Linked DNA regions of Mus musculus: all the other regions are linked to region 1. Evidence: chromatin loops called from intact Hi-C (ENCODE). Cell type or tissue: gastrocnemius. All regions are shown on one strand.

Region 1 (5,000 bases):
GAGGGTGGGGGTGGGGCTGCTGCCAAGCCTCTTGCTTCCGGTGCTTTCCAAACATTCTCAGTGAGCAGAAAGACTTTCGTCATCGCCTAAGCAATAAAAATAAAATAAAACAAAACAAATAAAACAAAACAGCGGTACTCTTTCTTCTTCACCCTTTGTCTTTTTCTCTCTGCAAAGTTCCTTCATGGGTCAGTTGAGGTTGGTTGGGTAAATGTCTGTGAGGGTGTCCGTAGCGGCGCGTTCGTGAATCAGCCTCAAGCCTGGCTTGCACTGCCTGCCTGTCTCTATTTACATTGCTCTCCCTTGCTATTCCCGATGCTTGTGGAAGACAGAAAAACCCAATGTCTCTGTTTAGTCACATCTAGCCACGACACTGATACTGGGAAAGCATCAGGCTGCCCCATACAGATGTGTTTTAACCTGAAATGGACACTGGGTGTCAAGGATTGCCTGTGGCCTGGCGCCTGGCGAGTGGCATTGTGCTACCCCAGAGCTGGAGAGACCCGTAAAATCTGGCAGGAGAGGATAAAGATACAGGTGTGGCCCCATAGCTACGGCCCCCATCCACCCACCCCACCCCCATCCTGCCCCCATTGAGCCTCGAGGGTTTGTACCAGATCAGCACTAACCCCCTGCAGTCCCTCTCTGGCAAGGAACTCCGGCCTTGGCCATCCTTGTCACACAGACGCTGGAGACAATCCAGCTTCCTGCTGTCATGATTGATTTCTACTTGACATCAGATAAGGAAAAGCAGGTGTAGAATGTCAAGTTCAAATGTGACGGCAGAGCCCTGCTGGATTTTCCCTTCAAAAACCAACTGCCAGTGGCAGTGGCAAAACTGATCCCGGGCTGGGAACTTGGGATGGTCTGTGTTTACAGTTATTCACATTTCCCGATCAAAACTGCAAAACAGGTGACCTCGAGGTTCCTGCAGGGACCCCTGAGTCCCAGAAGGATCTGTAGGAATAGGGAGCAGGTTTGGTTTGGTTTGGTTTGTTTGTTTGTTTGTTTGTTTTTTAACTTTTAAAGAGGAGGCAAAACATTTTTCTGTTAGCATACAGATGTGGTGTGAGGTCATGGGGTGTGTGTGTTCTCATCTGTACGAGTGGGCATATGTAGGCTGTAGGCGTGTCTGTGACGTCCCAAGGTTGATAGATCTGCCTCCATTGTCCTCCATCTTGTTCATAAAAGTAGGCTCTGTCAATTAAACCCTGGGCTTAACGATGGAGGGCTAGTGTCATCTAGCCAGCTTACCCAGAGACCTCAGTCTTCACCTCCCCAGGGTTGCCATGTCTACCCAGATCCATTTGTTAGCACTTTATCCACTGTGTCATCTCCCCAGCCTGGGGCAAAATTGTTTGGATGCTTTGAAGGAGTTTCTGCCCAACAGAGGCTGACCTCCCAATTCGGGCTTTTTTTTTTTTTTTTTTTTTTTTTTTTTGGTTTTTGGTTTTTGGTTTTTGTTTTTTGGTTTCTTTGAGACAGGGTTTCTCTGTATAGCCCTGGCTGTCCTGGAACTCACTCTGTAGACCAGGCTGTCCTGGAACTCAGAAATCCGCCTGCCTCTGCCTCCCAAGTGCTGGGATTAAAGGCATGAGCCACCACTGCCCAGCATTGACCTCCCAATTCTCCCCCCAACCTCCAAGTGCTGGGATTCAGGTGTCCCAAGCCTCCTCTAATCCTCCTGCTTTCCCCAGACCTAAAATCCCTGTCGGACTGAACAGGACCAGCCTCTTCCACACCCCACTGAGCCAGAGCACGCAGCGCAGCAGGTGTCCCTGGGACCGCTGGACTCTCCTAGCATCCCCGGAGAGACTGCTGAATATCCCCTTGGTAAGATCTGGGCTGCCCCACTGCTGGGCCAAAAGTCAATCTGGCCAGCCCCTGCTAACATGGGAGATGACAGCATCTAACTAGGCACTAAAGGAGGAATGGAGGAGGGAACAGAGGGAGAAAAAAAAAAGAGGGAGAAAAAGAGGGAGAGGGAGGGAGGAAAGAAGGAAGGGAGGAAGCAGGTTACTTTTCTGTTAAAGCTAGTTGAATGAAAATAGTTTGCTCTAGCCTGGCATGGTGACACATGCCTTTAATTCCAGCACTCAGGAGACAGAGGCAGGAGGATCTCTGTGAGTTTGGGGCCGGTCTTATTTACAAATAGTTTGCTCTTGTTTAGGGAGGGAGTCAGAGAGTAAGGGGACTCTTGCTTAGGACTGTTGTCCTAGGTGCTTCAAGATACTCCACCCCTCCCCCACTCCTCCTTCCTCCTCTCCAATGGCCCTTCTGAGTGCAGACCTAGTGACACGTTCTATTAGACCCTAAGATACTTTTTATGAAGATAATGTCACCGATCTTTAGAGATATTTCGTGCACTGTCACCTCTTTCTTTTAGGTGGCACCTACCTACCGCTCAGTATGGCTCAGGCCACAGCCATGCATGCACCGTGCTGGGAGCCACCGGGGTCCAGGGACCCCTAGAAAGATGGCAGCAGCGCCTTCTCTCCACCTCGACCTAGCTGCCACGCAAACCTGGCAGTGTGCCGGGCACAGGCGAGAAGAGGGTGCAGAGGCGCAAAGGGCCCACGCGTGAACCGATCTTGCAGCAGGTGTCGCTCCTCCCCCTGCCCCGCCTGGCCCCCGGGGTGCGAAGTGTCAGGGTGCGAAGTGTCGCTCGCTCGCTAGATGGCTGCGTCCGTTCGCCACAGGAAGGAGGGAAGGAGGCCGGAGGTGCCTTCACGACACGCCGCGGCCCTGACAGATCTGATAAAGAGGAAGGAAGCCGGCGACGCTGCGGATCTGAACTGACAACTCCCCAAACTGCCGGCGTCCTGCAGCTGGCCCCGCGCGGTTTGCAGAAGTGGCGCCTGAGAGAGGGTCGCCTGCGCCCTCTGCCGGCTGTTTGGAGAAAGCCTTCGCCCGTCTGGTGACAGCCAAGGCTTTCAGAGCAGGGTCCACCTGGCCTCTTGCCACGAAGTATTAAAGCAGGTGTGCACAACTTGTCTGGGCTTCTTAACTTGTGTTTGTTGCCAGAGACGTGCCCCCAGAGAACAAACCCAGTGTCGGGTGCGCCCTAGACGGGCCTCAGTTTTCCTGACAATCTAATTAGTTTGGTTGCCAACCTTAATGAGAAAAGGAGTCAGGCTTCTAAAGATTACAGACTTCATGCCGCTACAGTCCATCTTCGGAACTGTGGTTTCCTAGCTGTGTACCAAACAAATGTCTTACACCCCTGGGGTTGAGTTTCCTTATCCAGAAATGGGAACTTTCTATATAAGGACCATAAAAGAGCTCTAATATGGTATGGCATTCAGAATAGTTGCTAATGTACTATTCACACGTTTGTTAAATGAAGGTGTTGAAATGGCAGTGTGTGGCCAGGAAGCTTGGCAGTGGTGCCTGAGAGGGGATTGTCCTAGGGACTGAATTACAGACCAGAGTACCTGCTCTGCTTTGCTAGACTCTGCTCCATGGGCCCTTCAACCTTCCCTGAAGCTGTCGAATGTAGTATTTCTCATAAATCAGTTAGGTCTATTTGGTTGCTATTTAACTCTGTCCTCTCTTTCTCTCCCCACCTCTTTTCTTTGGAACAACAACAACAAAAAAAATTTTTTTTTTGAGACCGGGTATTATATCCCAGGCTGGCTTTGAACTCACTATCTAGCCAAAGATGACCCTGAGCTTCGTACCGTCCTGTGTTTACCTCCTTAGAGCTGAGGTTACAGATCCACACAGTAGCAGGATTGAACCCAGGGCTTCAGGCTTGCCAGGCAACCAGTGCACCACGGGATCCCCATCACAAGCCCCATTTCTGCCTTACAAAAGAATTAGAGCCCTATTCTGCCCGTTTGCCCTCCAAGTGGAAGGTATCTTCCCGGATTATGGAAATTTATAGGGCAGACTTCCCTCATTAAAGATGCCCTGTCCCCCAGTTGCAAGGCCACCCTGGTTTCCCTGTGGTCCCCTCACTGGCTCTGCTCCGTCCGCTTCTCGGGCCGACTTCAGACTGCTTTAAAGGGTGGGCAGTTTCACCATGATATGTTTAGGTGTGTTGAATTTGTTTTTATTCTGCATGGACTTTAGAGAAGTTTCATAGATTTGAGGTTGATTCCTTTATTCAGTTTTTAGAGAGATCTCGGGCACTATTCATCAAGTGCAGCTCCTGCCCTGTTGCCCGGGACTTCATTACACAGGTGCAGGCTGGAGCCCATGAGACTTTCATGCCGGTCTGGCTTTCCTGGTTTTCAGTTGGTTTGGACCTTTGCTGTTGTCTGCTTTAGATAGTTCTCGTTCTCTCTCTCTCTCTCCTCCCCACCCCCGTATTTGTGTGTGTTCTCCTAAGTACGTGCACATGCAGAGGTCAGATTGTCTCCACAGATCAGCATACAGTTCAATGTATTTGCTAGACTGACTGGCCAACAAACTCCCTGGTCCTATATCCCCAGTACTCCAGTAAGGACACTTGGAATAAGGGGTACCCTACAGAATGACCATTGGAGTCTAGCTTGTACTGCGGAGCAGTTCTTTGGTTCATCCATACTGTGCCATCTATCACTACCTCGTGCCTTTTCCGGGCTCATTATACAGACCTCCATGCCAGCTTATCCCCTAGTCTGAAGGCCGTGGGAGCTGTCTCTAGTATTTGAGTGCTGCAGACAGCAGAGCTGTAAAGATGATGTGAATACAGTAGTCCCTGTACCCTCCTGCTCTCCAATAGTCCCCCCTCCTGCTTCATATCTAAATTCTTTCCTTCTCCCATCTACCCTCCCAGCTCTTTCTAGAGCCCTCCCTTGCTCATCACTGCCCCCTTCCACTGACTTTAATCAACCTGACCAAAGTAGACTATATATGTATGTGTGTATGTATATACATGCCATTTATATAGGCCATATATACAATATATATATTATACGTATGTCATTTATATAGGCCATATATACAATATATAATGTATATTATATAAAAATATATGCCATTTATATAGGCCACACATATATGTGTGTGTATGT
Region 2 (5,000 bases), 140 kb before region 1:
TGGGGAGATGGTGGGGAGACCGGCACCCTTGTGCACTCTCTGTGTTTGGAACTCACACCCACTCTCTGGGCCTGCACTCTCATTAGTTCCCAATAACCACTCAGGAAACGAGACCCAGAGAGGTCCAAGAAGGAGGCATTTGTCAAATAAACTCATCAATGAACAAGCAAATGGCCAGACCTCCCAGCAGCTGCCAATGAATAGTTCCTGGAGCTCACAAGATCCCAGTCCTCACTACAACCTGTCTTCCCCCAGCTCACGATCTCTGCTCCCTTAAATTGACTGGTTCAGTTGCGATCCCTTTGGTCACAGATGTGCAGGGACACACCAAGGAAGCTAGGCAGGTCCTGGGCTCAGTACCTCTGTCTGCTAAATGGGAGTAGTTACTGTTAGTTCTCAACTTGACTGAAGTTATCACCTTGGAAAGAGTGTCAATGAGGGACTGTGTAGATCAGGCATGCCTGCCCACTGTGGGTGGCACTATTCCCTGGGCTGTGTAAGAGTGGAGAAGGGGCCGAGTGCTGGCATGCATGCATTAATTCATCTCTAGCTGCTCTTGATGGTGGATACAATGTGGGTGGCTGCTTTAAGTATCTGCTGACTTAACTTCTCCACAATGATGCTCTGTAACCTGGATTCCCGAGACAAACTGTTTCTCCTTTAAACTGCGTTTCTCAGAGTGTTTTAGCACAGCTACAGAAAGATGTGAAGGCACAGTGTTATCTCAGCCAAGACCACTAGCCATGGGGTTGGTTAGGGTGGTGGGAGGCTGAGCTGCCCAGCCTGGCTGAGATTGGCAGGGTGGAAGTGAACCTGCCTGTTTCCTCTGTCCAGCCCTCAGGATCAGGCCTGTGACTGTGACTTTGTCCCTGCCTGGCCCACATGTCTACCCTTCCCTCTAGCCACAGAGAGCCTCAACCTTGGCCATTCTGCTCTCTGGCGATGGATGAGTTCTTATTTGAACCCAGCCTGGTAACTGTCCCTTGCCACAGACCCTTGAACCAAACCCCATGCTGACTCTCAGCCTGATTCGAGATCCGTGGTCCAGCTCCAAACCTCAGCCCTGGCTGGATGCTGACCATGGCCACAGGTGAGCCCTGCTTCCTGGCCTGGGCAGTGGTCATCCTGCCTCTGATGTTTGGTGGCCACTCACCCCTGCCAATTGGCAAGCACATGAGCTCTCTGAGCAGACTTCCTCCACCCCGAGGGGGAGGCACAGGAGATGTCCCACTTACAGCCCCACTATGGCTGGGTGCATCAGACCATGCCTGAGGTGCTCTTGGCACCTATCCTGAATGGATCCACACTTTGGAGACTATGTCCTGCCCCTCACACCTCAGGTGTGTGTGTGTGTGTGTGTGTGTGTGTGTGTGTGTGTGTGTGTGTGTGTATGCCAGTGGTGATATGCTATAGAAACTTTGGAATCCAAGGCCACTCTCTAAATAGCCTGACCTGGGAGGCAGAAGCCTGGGGTTTCAGTTGAACTCTGCCACTGATTTACCCTGTGACCTCCAACATGACCTTTCTGAACCTTTGTTTCTTCCCTACAAGGCTCAAAAGATCCTCGAAAAGTTAGGAGTCTCCGAGAAGTGGGAACCACAGTGGTCTGTATCTATGTTATCTACGTGAGCCCCGGAGAGCAGCCCGAGGGCCTCTGTACTGCTATCTCATCTGCATGGAATGCTGTCTGCATCTCTCGCTCATTTCTTCTCCACTGGGCTAGCTGCTCAGGCACCTCTGGACACAGCTAATAACTCCACTCTTCTCTAAAATGTACTCTATTCTTCTTCCTTATCTAATCACCCCACCCCCAAAGTCTCACCAACTGGCACTCTGCAAATTTTGTAAGTTCTGCTCTTCATCAGAGGATGCTATTCCTAGAAGAAAATGGGTCTCGTCTCTGTGAAAGTAGAGCCCCTCCCCCTTCCAGGAGTCTTCCAGGAGTGAGACCATATTCGCCAGAGCTGCAGTGGTGACTTCAGGAAGAACTCAGCTAGCAAGGTCATGCAGAGACTATCAGAGCCTACGAAAACTGACCGTCATCGCCACTAGGGGGCGGCCGGGCTATGTGCAGGTGTGAGGTGTTGCCCAGGGCTAGTCACTTTTACCATAGGCTAGTCCTGTTCCTGGTCTTATCCTGCAGACGCGAGGAGGCCTGGTCTATCTCCTTGCCTTCCATTTGGGTAAGGGAAAAACGAATCAGAAGACTGAAACTGTTAACTTGTCTCTGCCACTTACTGGCTGTGTGATCGTGGACAAGGACGCTTCCATCTCTGGCCCTCAGTTATCTCAGCTGAGGATGAGAGAACACGTCTCATCAGAGTCTGTTTGAATTTGTTCTGGGTCACTAACTGCCTTCACGCCAGCCACAAAGTCTTAGCTCCACTTCCTCCCAATTCCTTCTGGCGCCCCGGGAAAGTTCTTGAACTGTTTTGCATGCTGCCCTCTCTTGGCTGGCTATGGAACTGCAGCAACAGCCTCCGGCCTGGCGGGCTCAGGGAAGGAAGGAGCAGGAGTGGGGGAGGGGCTTCAGTATTATCAATAAACTGGCTTCTTTTTGTTGAGCGTCTACTGTGTCTTAGGTTAAAAACTGCAGGGTCAATGATACTGCTGACAGTGAGGGTCTGGGCCTCCAATCTGGCAGTGTAGTGAAGTGGTCAGGATTGGGGATTCTGGTGTGAGGTTCCTGGGTTCAAATCACAGCCTCATTCTATATTAGATACCTGGCCTTGGACAAGCCTTTAAATTTCTGTGCTTTTGTCTCCCCAAGAGTAATTTGAAAAGCATAATGTGTCTTACTTCACGTCCGTCAGTTGCGAAGACCGTGTGTGTGGTCAACATGTCTCTTCTCTGTAATAGATTCTTCTGCCCCCTTTCTCCAAGAGCGCTTATGTTCATCTTGCAGCAGGCATTTGCAGGTCTGACTGCTGCAGCCATGGCAGAGCCCTGAGGCTGGCCCTCATCCCCACTGGGGTGAGTCTGTAGGCGAGGCTTCAGTTGGAGAAGGGAGTCCTTTTCCTGTAGTAGTGACAGAGGCAAAGTGGCTGGCCCAGGGTCTGGTGGGGATAGAGGAGGTGGTGTTAGTTGTGGTGGTGGTGAAGATGGTGGTGGTGGTGGCGGTGGTGATGATGGTGACAGTAGTGGCTGGTAATTGAGGCAAAGGTGACGGTGAGCTGTGGGGGAGGGGGAGGTGGTAAGGGCGGTGATGGTCACAGTGGTGTGAGATGGTGTCAACCGTGGTAAGTGATGTTGCCGGTGGTGGGGGTGTCAGTGACAACGTTGTTGTTAGGTGGTGGTGGTGGGGATAGTACAGGCAGACCCAGCCTGACTGTATGAATGGGGCTGACTCCTTCAGCTCCAGCCATTGCCAACCTAGACGTGGCGAGCTCTGAGCTTCCCAGAAAAAGGAGCCATACCGGAATGCCAACTGATCCTCCCTCTTCCTTGTCGCCAGGGCTCCTCCTATTCCTCCTCTACAGACGAGGCAGGAAGGCAGACTGCTCTTTTTTATTTTATTTTATTTCATTTCATTTCATTTCATTTTATTTTATTTTTAATTTTGCCTATAAGCATTTGACAAAATCTGAGTCGGAACTCCCCGATGTCCCTAAGGCTCATGGGCTGTGGGCCTGTTGCAGGCAGATTAGCCTTTCACTCCACTGTGGGCTTGGCCATCCAGGACTGCAGAGCCCGTCCCACCCCAAGTATGGCATCTCAGAGACTTGCTGGAACCAGACAAAGAGATTTGTCACTTCTCCATGGAGGCAGGAACAGGTAAGTGGGCTCCTTCTTCTGGTGGCCCGTCCAAGGGGTTGAGAATTCTCTCCCACACTGGGAGGCCCAGGGCCAGGTAGCAAACTCCAAGCCTACAAGATGTGAGTTCGGGTCCAGTTCCACTAAGAAGTGCTTCTTAGTGTACCACTGAGAACATTCCAGAGTGTCTCTGTGCATGTTGTTTTTGCTGGGTCCTGTGACCATCCTGGATGCTAAGACCTGTCCCCTGGCCATAGAGAAAGGCCCAGAGGGGCCGGGAAGGGGCTCGGTTGGAGGCTTATATATGCATGAGGACCTGAGTTTACCCCATATAAAGCTGGGTGTGGTTGTACACACTTGTAATCCCAGCTCTGGGGCCAGGTGTGTGCATATGGTGGGATCGCCAAGGAGAAAGAGCCTGCAGACCCTCGAGCTCACTGACCAGACAGCCTCAGCCTGGCCCATCTGTCAAGCCCAAGGGCAAGGAGATTCTGACTGAAAACAAAAACAAAAGCAAAATCAGAGGCTCCTGAGGCAGAACACCTGAGGCCGGCCTCTGGCCTTCACACAGGCACGTGCCCTCGTCTGCACATGCTCACACGTGTGTGTAAATACAGGCACAGATACACAAGAAGAAAAGGACAGTGGGGGCTGGAGAGATGGCTAAGTGATGAAGAGCCTTGACTGCTCTTCCAGAGGTCCTGAGTTCAAATCCCAACAACCACATGGCCGCTCACAACTGTCTTATAACTCCAAGATGTGACACCCTCATATAGACATGCATGCAAGCAAAACACCAAAGCACATAAAATATGAATAAATAAGTTATTAGGAAGGAAGGAAGGAAGGAAGGAAGGAAGGAAGGGAGGGAGGGAGGATACAATGACTGGTAGACTTGACCAAAGTCTCACATTAGGCCGAGGCTGAGAGTAAGCAAGTACCGATCAGCCCTGTACCTGCCAGGCCTAGAGCTGGGGCTACCTGCTTCCCTTCCTGGCTATATCCTTTTTATGAAAACCATGGGGACTTTCCAGCTGTGGGCTTTCAGGACACAGTGTCCCCCCTGAGGTAGCAGACAGGGCTTTGCACCCCAACTGAACAGACAAGGAACACGGCCAGCTGTGGAGGCCGCGTGACTTGTGCTTCTGCCCCAGGAAAGGGCAGACCCGGACTGAGAGCCCCAGTTCCTAGACGCCCCCCAGCCACAAAACGGGGGGCCCGGTTGGAGTGGAGTTTCTAAGAATAAA
Region 3 (5,000 bases), 190 kb before region 1:
CTGGGATGGTGTGGGAGGCTGCACATGGTGGAGATCTGGAGGGCTTCTGGGCTGAGGTAGACCGACGACAGTTTGCGAAGTTCCCTTTGGATACCTGTCACAAGGAAGACAGGTGCAGGGGGCAGAACAGGGAGGAACTGTCACCCTGTCATGGGGCTTATTCTTCAGGTGCTCTGGCCATCCCTTGTCCAGAATGGGGTCCCCACCCTGAGGGCTTCTGCCCACCACCTTCTCCCTTCTTCCAGCCCCTCTAGAGCAGGGGCCTCCCAAACCCTGGATCTTAGGGTAAGTTACCTACTTACCTTAGGAAGCTGCCATTTGCAAAGTCTAAGCTGGAGCTAGCACCTACCTCTTGGGCTAAGTTGGAACAGGGATAGCCAGAGGAACCAAAGGGCAGAGACCACCTCCTCCAGCCCAGCAAAGAAACCTAGAATTGCTATCACGCAGAGGGGTGTGGCCAGGCTCTGAGGTGATGTCAGGAGGTGACCCTATCAGAGGTAGAAGGAGATGGAACAAGGGCTAGGACGTCAGTTTCTGCTGCACCAGGATCCGGAATGGCCAGAAGGCAGAGTCACAGTTGGAGGTGCATGTGTTGAGGGCTTCTTGGGACATTTATAAAATGTCAGCTAGAACTCCCTGCACCCCTTCCACTTTCTGCCTAGTTATTCTGAGATAATGTATTTAGGGGATCTTTATCTGAACCTAGGTTAATCTCCCCTTAGTCACTGCCACCCTAGTAAGAATTAGGGACTAAAGTATTTCCTGATTGTGATGGTTTGTATACGTTTAGCCCAGGGAGTGGCACTATTTAGAGGTGTGGCCCTGTTGGAGTAGGTGTGTCACTGTGAGTTTGGGCTTTAAGACCCTCACCCTAGCTGCCTGGAAGCCAGGATTCTGCTAGCTGCCTTCAGATGGAGATGTAGAACCCTCAGCAAGTCCTGCACCATGCCTGTCTGGATGCTGCCATGTTCTCACCTTGATGATAATGGACTGAACCTCTGAACCTGTAAACCAGCCCCAATTAAATGTTGTCCTTATAAGAGTTGCCTTGGTCATGGTGTCTGTTCACAGCAGTAAAACCCTAACTAAGACACTGATGGGTGAAGTGTCACTGTGGGGCCATCTAGAACATGGTGCCTTACATGTTTCTGTCATTGAAGGGGTCAGAGGGCCAGCCTGCTTTCTGTCTACATCCACTTCTGCCTGGATGGAGAGCAGCTAGCCATTGCTCCAGTTCCTGAACGTATGGGCCAAGTAACGCTTGGGTCCTTGGTGGCCCTTCCTGGCCATGGTCCTGATCCAATTCCTACCTAGCAGCCTTCGAGCCTTTGCTTAGCAGCTGTGGGTAGCTCCTATCTCATCTCTACCTGAACTGCACATTCCTCCCCAAACCTCTTTGCGCATGGAAACCATGAGTCCCCTGTGACCCTGGGCAGGGCCTATGACCTCTACCCCTGAGGCTGGCAGCACCCAAGTTTTCCATATGCCTAGTGTTGCCAGGTCATCTGGACACAGGCATGGCTGGCTCCAGCGCTGGCACCAGCTGGGATGAGGGCCCCACAGTCAAGCTGCTGGCTCCCTTTCCCACCCCGGGATCAAACAGGCACACCTGGGCAGCGGCTGGGCGGCCTATCTCCCAGTCTCTGGGCCTCCTACTCGGAGCTGCAGGCCATCTGCACTTATCCCAGAGGCTGGCTTGGTCTGTGGGGTTGCTCACCAGGACTCTCTCCCTTCCCGAGGGGACTTGGCTCCTTCCCCTCCTCATCGAGCTCAGGATTCGGCTGCACTCTGCAAAAGGGGTCTCCCTGCCAGAAACTTCCAGGCTCAGAGGCTGCCACTCATGATGCTGATCTCGATTGTCAACTTCATGAGAATTTAAAATCACCATGGAAACCAATCTCTGGTTATGCCTGAGAGAAGTCCTCTAGATTAGGTCAATTCAGGTGGGAAGATGCACTCTACATGTGGGTAGGACCGTCCCATGAATTGGGGTCCAGGACGTCACACTAAGGAGGAAGTGGGCCGAGCACTAGCTTTGTCACTTTTGGCTTCCTACCTGTCCTGTGACTCTTGTTCCCACATCCACACCTTCCTCACTAGGATAAACTGTGCCTCTTAGAACTCTAAGCCCAAATAAACTGGATCTTTTCTTAAGTCACTTTTGTCTAAGCCCTGAGTAGAGTAACTAACACATTTGCCAAGGTTACCCAACAGTGGGGGTATCCCCAAACCTAGATTTATTTCTAGAGGGAGAGGAGGTGTTTCTCTGTGTAGTCCTGACTGTCCTGCAACTGGCTATGTAGACCAGGCTGGTCTCGAACTCAGAAATCTGCCTTCCTCTCCTGCTCAAGTGCTGGGATTAAAGGTGTTTGCCTCCACACCCAGCTCAAGTCTCGATTCCCGAACCCATTGGTTCCCAGTCCATGACTCCTTTGTTATTCCCGTTTTGAGGTCTTAATTTATCCAGTCAACAAGTAATTATCGGGTGCCTGCCCTATGTTCAGGGCCACACAGACAGAGAGTGAGGAGTGTGGTGTGACCTGCAGGTGGTGGAAGATGGGCTCCTAGCAGAAGTGACATTTGAGGGACCCCACCACACCTTTCCCCACCCCCACACCAGCATGTGAAGAGATGAGCTCAGAGAAGTGGGGGAAGGGATGCCCCTGGCATGGGACTGAGGACTGCCCCAGAGAGATCTCTCCACAGTTCCAGGCCAACCTGGAAATAGATGAAGGCCCTGGGGGATCCCAGGGGCTCCAGAGCCCAAGGTGGCTGCTTTTCTGCCTTTTTTTGAGAGGAGGAACAGGGTAAGGCGCTAAAGAAAGCATAAATTTGGGACTATAGAGTTCCGAGTCCTGGTTTTGTCCTGGACTTGTGTGACCAAGAACCAGGCTCCTCTCCTCAGGTGGTCTGAGTTTACCAACTGAGGATGGACCACAGAACTCTGTGTGAATGACATGTGGTGAGGAAGGGAAGACACAGAGCAGGGTCACACAGAACCACCCCCTCCTCCCCGCCCTCCCCAGTTAGTAGGAGACAGTGTGGCCCAGTGCGGGGATCATGCCAGTGTGTGCTTCCTCTAGGAGGGGAAATGGAAAACTTGCAGTAAAGACTGTTGGACAGTAGGGGGCGCCAGCCGAATGACCAGCGGTCGGTTCCAGGAAGGTGGAAGTAGTTGGTCTGGAGTTGGCTTATGATGGTTGGTGGCTGCAGGAAGTCTGACTTCCGAACAGGCTTTAATGCGGACTCTTACCCAAAACTCATCTCAGTTCACTGTGTTGACCACTGTTCTTCAGCTTGGAGAACTGAGGATTGACGGTTTTTTACATTTTAATCAGCTAGTTTGTTACAAAAGTAAACTGCTTTTGCCTTGAATGTTTGTTTTGCTTGGTACACAGTGTTAAGACAAATTCTGAGGTATGGATTTGACTCCACAGCAAAGGATCCTAAGATTCATTAGTAATGTCTGTCAGGGTGAAGCCATGGAGGGCACAGCAGGCGTGTCCGGTATCTGCCACCTCTCTTTAAAGCAGTTTCATTACTGGACAGAATTGTCTATCGATGCAGAGATGCTGGGTTGATTTGGGTACGGTCTCCCTGCAAGACCATGTCAGAACAAGGAGCCTACTTGTTGATTCGTCATGGCTGTGAGCATGAAGAAGTTGCCTCTCTAGACCCTGCAAACCTGTGTTCACATTTACAGCCAGCATAGCTCACAATGAAAGAAGGACATTCAGTATAGAACCACCCAGGGTTGTTCTGTGATACTGGACAGGCTGGTGGGTATTGAGGGCAGGCTGGATCACCCCAGAACCTGGCATAGGGGCAGAGCAGCAGGCTTGGGCAGAGCTCAGGCGTGACCAAGGCTTCTGAGCTGAAGAACACTGGTGGCGTCCATGGTGTTGCACACTTGACAAGGTCCTGTTGGCTGCAGGTCTGCTCGTGGAAGAGAGTACGCTACCTGTGAGGGCACCTGGAAGGATCTGAACCAGAAGTCCCAGGTCAGGCCTTTTTGTGGGGAGCTGGGGGACAAGTGTGGCAACAGCAAAGAGCCAAGCCTCCATGAGGCCAGAGTTAGGGAGCAGGGTCAGCTAGCTCTTGTGGGCAGAGTCCCCAACAAAGGGCTCACATGTTCTGCTCTGACTAAAAATAACTGGTGCTTATTGCAGATGATCTAGGAGATGCAATGAAAGATAAAAGCTAAAGCTGCAAACAGCCCACAGACACCTCATTATACAGACAGTGTCTCTCAGCATGAGTCACATCTCAAGTCAGACACAAAGTGACATTGTGCTACAGTGTTGGCCATGAAACTCGGGGCTTTACCCATGCTAGGCAGGCCCCTATTTCCACACACGGTCTCATTGATTTGCCCAGACTGGCCTTGGATTTGCTCTGCAGCCCTTGACTTTCCAATCCCCCTGCCTCAGCTTCCTAAGTAGCTGGAACAACAGTCCTGAATCCCTGGTTAGCCTTATAGTTTTGAATTTTCCTTCCTCCAGTGGCGTTCAAGAAATGGCAGGTGACCGCTTCATGACAGGTGCTTGCTAGCATTTGTTAAAATGCAGATCTTGCCTCTACCTCCACTGACTGAGCCTCAGGACCACCCCCCCCCCCCGCCCCCACCTGAGCTGGGCCAGAGATCAGAGGGGTTTGGACAGGGAGGAGACAAAAGAATGCTCTCTGAGTTTGTCACCAACTTGGGGTTGCTGACAAAAGGGGCCACAGTTCTCTTTGTCTCCCACTTGGTAGAGGAGCTCTGGACCAGTAGGCAACGAGTAGCGCCTCTTCCTCCCTCTCCTCCTCCTCCCTCTCTTCCTTCCCTCTTCCTTCTCCTCTTCCTCTGCCTCTTCCTCTTTGTCCTCCCCCTCCTTCTATTCCTCCTCCTCCTCTTCTTCCTTCCTTCCTGGTGAGGCGTCTCTGGTGAGTTCCTGGAAAGGGCACACTCAGGCTGCATGACAGCTGTCCTCAGGCCTCTTGGGGACCTGAGAGGATGGAGG

What was found. A loop is a pair of places that touch in the nucleus more often than their neighbours do. Peaks named below come from ENCODE experiments on the same cell type or tissue, not always from the same donor. Only the 100,000 strongest peaks of a DNase experiment are listed, where the experiment ranks them.
Region 2: a loop joins it to region 1, with 6 times the contacts of the local background. A loop is called at or near these places in 26 of 42 quality-filtered maps.
Region 3: it touches region 1 in a loop (2.1-fold over the local background); 21 of 42 quality-filtered maps call a loop at or near these places.

Annotation. Positions count from the first base shown.
Region 1 is chr4:135,203,641-135,208,640 of GRCm38, forward strand. No RefSeq gene overlaps it. Among named protein-coding and RNA genes, the nearest start is that of Runx3, 54 kb to the left of the region's middle. In gastrocnemius, a CTCF peak has its summit at 2,882 (motif pointing left); DNase peaks (open chromatin) are centred at 680, 1,774, 2,592 and 2,885; H3K4me3 peaks cover 1,175 bases; H3K27ac peaks cover 328 bases.
Region 2 is chr4:135,064,875-135,069,874 of GRCm38, forward strand. No RefSeq gene overlaps it. Among named protein-coding and RNA genes, the nearest start is that of Gm42327, 16 kb to the left of the region's middle. In gastrocnemius, CTCF peaks have their summits at 2,030 (motif pointing right) and 2,468 (motif pointing left); DNase peaks (open chromatin) are centred at 2,051 and 2,453; H3K4me3 peaks cover 394 bases; H3K27ac peaks cover 209 bases.
Region 3 is chr4:135,015,119-135,020,118 of GRCm38, forward strand. No RefSeq gene overlaps it. Among named protein-coding and RNA genes, the nearest start is that of Gm42327, 34 kb to the right of the region's middle. In gastrocnemius, a CTCF peak has its summit at 3,126 (motif pointing right); a DNase peak (open chromatin) is centred at 3,115.